2 separate regions of the Mus musculus genome follow, and region 2 is linked to region 1. The links are chromatin contacts, found by Hi-C or POLR2A ChIA-PET in ENCODE. All regions are on one chromosome and are shown on one strand. Each heading gives the region's core, a stretch centred on a gene start or an enhancer-like site at or near the end of the contact. The rest is flanking DNA. Distances are from core to core; before and after follow the strand shown.

Evidence for each region. A loop is a pair of places that touch in the nucleus more often than their neighbours do. ChIA-PET counts read pairs that join two places held with the same protein, here RNA polymerase II (POLR2A).
Region 2: a map of left cerebral cortex shows a loop between it and region 1 (2.0-fold over the local background). The contact joins the promoter of Agap1 here to the promoter of C030007H22Rik in region 1. A Hi-C loop is called at or near these places in 2 of 37 maps with a recorded cell type or tissue (both left cerebral cortex). POLR2A ChIA-PET finds 5 or more read pairs at or near these places in 1 of 5 experiments (Patski).

What each region holds. Positions count from the first base shown.
Region 1 is chr1:89,404,799-89,407,554 of GRCm38, forward strand. It overlaps C030007H22Rik (RIKEN cDNA C030007H22 gene), which reads right to left and starts at 1,335. Exons shown (of 3, transcript NR_040482.1): 1 at 1,236-1,335.
Region 2 is chr1:89,453,397-89,456,152 of GRCm38, forward strand. It overlaps Agap1 (ArfGAP with GTPase domain, ankyrin repeat and PH domain 1), which reads left to right and starts at 1,415. Exons shown (of 18, transcript NM_178119.3): 1 at 1,415-2,196. The coding sequence starts at 2,034.

The DNA.
Region 1 (2,756 bases), core at 85-2,584:
CAACCAGATCCTTATATCTTCTAATGTCACACTTTCACCTGGAAGACAGCCATCTCTACTGACCCACATCTCCCTTCCAGCTCCCTGCACATTGGGAAAACCCCACTACTTTCAGAGAAATCTGTGAGCCGAGTAGTCAGGGGTCAACAATGTCTGTAAACTCCTGGCCAGTACCCCACTAGCAGGAAGGGTGTAGGACAATTCAAGTAAGGCTGAAGGTGATTTGGTGAATTGGGGACCAGTTAATGACAAAAGCTAAGCTTGCTACCCCTTACACCTGGTTTACACTTCCACATCATGGTCACAGCCAGCACAAATTAAAAAAACCAAAGTATAACTGTGTGAATAACTTAGTGTCCCATGTCTAGGCTCACAGGCTTCTGGGCTCCTTCAAAGGCCTGGGATTTTGTGGCAGAACTGGAGTTCCTGAAGAGAGCCCAGGAGAGGCTACTGGTGAACGCAGAGCCCAGTGACAGCAGAAGATCCCAGATTTCTGGAAATTCCAGTACCATGGGACAACCACCAAAACCAGCAACAGCAGTGGAGTGGAGGCAAACCAGAGCCTAGAAGACAAGCTGTGTGCGCTGCAGAGGGCGGAGCTTACGACCCATGACTATTTGAGTACCCTGTATAACTTGGTCCTTTGAGCTGTTACTGGAAGTTTTCCATCTCACACCAGTTTCTCTCTCAGAACAAGGCTGGAGTGGTGGAAAGATTCCCTTATGTCTTAGTCAGGGTTTCTATTGCTGTGACTGAACACCATGACCCAGAGCAACTTGGGGAGGAAAGGGTTTATTTGGCCTACACTTCCACATGGTAGTCCATCATGAAGGAAGTCAGGACAGGAACTCAAACAAGGCAGGAACCTGAAGGCAGGAGCTGATGCAGAGGTCATGAAGGAGTACTTCTTATTGGCTTGGTCCTCTGGCTTGCTCAGCCTGCATTCTTATAGAACTCAGGACTACCAGCCCAGGGGTAGCCTCACACACAATGGGCTGGGCCCTCCCCAATCAATCACTAATTAAGAAAAATGCCTTACAGCTGCATCTGATGAGAGATTTTTCTCAATGGAGATTCCCTCCTTTCCAGTGACTCTAGCTTGGACCAGGCTGACTAGCCAGAACACCATCTTTGGGGTCGCACATGGATGTGAGTCCCAGACCTGCAGTTAGTAGAGTAGGAGTAGGGGAAAAGTCATCACCCACCCCTTATTCCTTCTCTGTTGCTGTATTTACCTTGCAGGATGGTAGTGTCGTGTAGCCTGTCAATGCTTGCTTCTTGCCAGCATGCTTCACAGGGTCTCTGCTGCGTCTACTGCTCCCATGGCCTGACCCCTCTCATGGGGTTTCCAAAAGGCCAAACAGTGTCCTGATGCACCAACCCTGAACTTCCTCCTGGACGACTTCCAATCAGAAGGAGCGAACGCTCTCTTGCCCTTTGAGGGGAATGGTGCTGTCTTCCACCCATCCATCACCGCTCAGCAGATTCTATTAGAAACTTCAGTTCCTTGGCAACCACCTAGCAACAGAAGCCTCCCTGATTTTTTTTTATAAGGCTTTCCAAAAATTGTTTTCTAAAGGACTTTTATTCTTTCCCAACATTTTTGCCCTAAGGAAATAATTTCTCTTTATTGCTTTTCCTGATCACAAAAGTAATACAAACTTGCTTCAGAAAAGCAGAGCAATAAAGAGATACAGGAAGTGAAACCTCCTGGTGGACAGCATTCTCTCCCAGCACGCCCTTCACTAGCCAGGAAACTCTCCCAATTAACACTGCCAAATAGGTCATATGGAGGGAGGAGCCATTTGCTTTTGGACTCCTAGAATCGACATGGAGGATCCTAGCAAAACTTCCATGAGTCAGTGCACAAAGCACTTGCTATGCAACCTCGGAGACCTGAGTTTTATCCCTGAGAGCCACATAGAGGTGGAAGGAGAGAATCAATCCCACAAAGTTGCGCTCTGACCTCCACACACATGCCCTGACATAAATTTTCAGCATAATAAATAGAACAACGGTAACACCTTCTTTTCTTTCGATGGCATTTTCTACCTGTGTCTGCCCAAGTTGGAGGTTGTTGAGTTGCATTCTTGGTCTTTCATTTGTAGATATAAATGGTTCCTTCATCCTGAATTCCAACATTCGAAAATGTCATGGTTTGAATAATAATGCCCCTCTCCCCTCCCCACAGGCTCATGAGTTTGAATGCTTGGTCCTCAATTGGTGGAACTGTTTGGGAAGGATTAGAAGGTGTGTCCTTGCTGGTGGAGGTCTGTCACTGGAAGTGGGCTCTGGGTTTTCAAAAGCCCGTGCCATTCCTGCTTAGCTCTCTCTGCCTCGTGCTTATGAATTAAATGTGAACTCTTAGCTACTATTCCACCATCATGCCAGCCTGCCTGCTGCCGTGTTCCCCACCATGATGTTCATGGACTCTTACCCCCAAGAACCATGAACCCAAATTAAATGCTTTCTTTTATAAGTTGCCGAGGTCATGTCACTCTTCAAAGCAATATAAAAGTAATAAGACAGTATCTTAGTTTGGGTTTACTGCTGTGAAGAGACATCATGGCCAAGGCTACTCTTATAAAGGAAAACATTTAATTGGGGCTGGCTCACAGTTTCAGAGGTTTAGTCATGGTGGGAAGCATTGTGGCATGCAGGCAGACATGGTGCTAGAGAAGGAGCTGAGAGTTCAACATCCTGATCTGCAGGCAATCAGGAGGAGAGTCTCTTCTTCACTGAGTGGAACCTGAGCA
Region 2 (2,756 bases), core at 165-2,664, 49 kb after region 1:
GTTTTAGTCTCTTAAGTGCTGAGACTACAGGATGTCCAACAGGAGAAAAGTCATGTTCAATCCAAAAGTTGGATGTGATGAGGAGGGGACAGGTGGATAGGTCTGGGACAGAAAATTTAGTGTCATCAACCTCTATATGATATTCAAAGGCATAAGAGAGGCAAATAAAACAGGTCTAAGGTTGACTCCCAGCATCATCCATATTTAAACCTTAGAGAAGTACAAAGGAACCCCCAAAGAGATTGAGAAGCCAGATGTGAAGCAGGGGAGTCCTGGAACTATTTCACAAAGAGTTGGGGTTTCAAGGTGGAGTAGGGACGAACAGTAGAATGAACCCACATGCCAGCATCTCTATTAGTGTTTCTGCTAAGGACGAAGATAGAGGCAAGGCACAGAACAAGCCAGGGCCTCTGCTGTGTTAGGGACAAGGAAGGCTGAACAGTACACTGGCTTGAGGAACACTGGAACTCGGAAGAGTTCCAAGAACCAAGAGCTAGGCTGCCTGGGGCCCTGGGCTGCCCATTAGCTTGCATTTGAACCAGGTAAAGCCCAGGGCATTTGAATCAGGAATGTGGGCTGTTTATAAAACACCCCTGCATGGTGAGACAGTGCATAGACCCAGGACCTTTACGGCCTCGGACTCGTCCTGGATCCTTGGAAATCTACAACAATCTAATTCATTTGGAGTCGTTGGCATGAGCTCTCAGCTGCAGTGCGGTCTAGCTTCATGGGCTCCTGGACTGGGCTAAAGTGGGGTTAGTGTCGGGCGCTCGGAGGGCTGCGGCGTGGAGGTTACAACTCAGTTGTGCAACATTTTCGTGGAAAAGCCTAGAAGCCCCCGTGGAATTCCGTCTCACCTACCACCCCAGCCTCAGGTTTAGTTTATTGATGAAGCGTTGGACTCCCGTGTATCCCATGGGAAGGGAAGTAACTATCCTGCTGGGTTTAGAAAGGAGGCAGAAAGTTGCCAGACGGGGGGAGGGGACCCCGCGCGTCGCAGAGGTTCCTTAAGCGCTCAACTGGCAAACAAACAAAAGCGCGGGCGGGCGGGCGGGCTCGTGCGCCACCTTCCCCGTACAGAGGCGCGGGGGCTGGCACGGGGCAGTAGGGATAACCGAGAGGGACCAGGGCTCTCAGCTCGCAGATCCGCGGGCTGTAGCGGCATCCGGACGTCCCGCGGGGCCCGCCCAGTGCGCTGCGACGCGATCGCACAGCGCACCCCACGCGCGCGGGCCGGCCGGCGTGATGGACTACAAGTCCCAGCAAGCCCAGAGGCAGCGCGGGGCGGGGTCTGGCGCAATTCCCCGGGATCCGGCGCGCTGGGAAGCGCCGCCGAGGACGCAGCGGCGGCCGGAGGGCGGCGAGCGCAGGCGGGGGCGGGGCCGACGTGGGCCAGAGCCCTGCGTGCCAGGGAGGGGGCTGGCCGGGCAGCGGCGGGCGGCGCTCGGAGCGGTCTCCGCGGCTGGCAAGGCGCCTACAGCTCGGTCCCGGCTTGGCGGACGGCGCAGGGCAGCTGAGGGCCCCGGCCCGCGCGGTAGCGCGGCACTCACAAGCGCGCGGACCCAGCCGCAGCCGTGCGCCCGGAGCAGAGCGGCCACTGCCCGGGGGCCTCGGCCCCGGCGCTCGCAGCGCCGTGCTGCCTGCGCTTTAATGGCTGCTCGGCCGGCCGGCGTGTAGGGGTGCGGGCGGCTGCGGCGCGGGAAGGCGCCCGAGCGAGCCTCCTCCGCGGCCGGCCGCGCTCCATGGCGCCGCGGTCTTCCCGGACGGCCCGCTGACCCGGGACGCTGGTCCCTGCTATGAACTGAGCCCCTCTACTGCTTCATCCTCAGCGTTCTTTTCTTTTTCTTTTTCTTTTTCTTTTCTTTTCTTTCTTTCTTTCTTTCTTTCTTTCTTTCTTTTTTTTTTTTTTTGCGCCTCCTCGGCTCCGTGCTCCCCGGGGGCTGCGGCGCCCCGGGTCTCGGTGGCCCGCGGGGCTCCGGGGCGCGGGGCGGCGACGACGGGGGGCGCGCGGCTTTGGGCGCCGCGCCTGCACCATGAACTACCAGCAGCAGCTGGCCAACTCGGCTGCCATCCGGGCCGAGATCCAGCGCTTCGAGTCGGTCCACCCCAACATCTACTCCATCTACGAGCTGCTGGAGCGCGTGGAGGAGCCGGTGCTGCAGAACCAGATTCGGGAGCACGTCATCGCCATCGAAGGTGAGGGCCAGGCCGCCCGGGGCTTCTGGAAAGCGCGGGGGAGCGGGCGCCCCTGGCGCGGCGGGGTGTGTGCGCGCGTGTGTGCTTGCGTGTGTACACACGCGGCTGCCCGGCGGAGAGAGCACTGCGGTGCCTCTTGTCCCGCAAGGCCGGCCAGTCAGCCAGGGAAGATGGGTTGTCAGCGTTCATTTGATAATGGACAATGGAGTCTCTCCTGTGAGAAAGTGGCACGGTGCTGCTACGTCCGGGGCGGCCCGCAAGCCCCGTCCGGGCCCAGCAGACGCCTGGGGGCAGCTGCTTGGGATGGCGCCACTGGATCCCTGACAGGTTATCAGGCCCGGCCTGAGTGTCTTTCGTGGACGTTGAAGATGTGTTTTGAGAAGCGCTGCTGCTGGGGATGCTGTTCCGGCCAGCTTATTCAGTTGCTTCATGGCTGGCTACCCCCCCCCCCCTCCAGTTCGCGGATACAGGGGAGGTGGCACATGTAGGAAGCCAATGGGACCCAGGCAGTATCATGCCCCAGTGCTGATCGGACTGGCGTTGTACAAACGCTGGCCGTT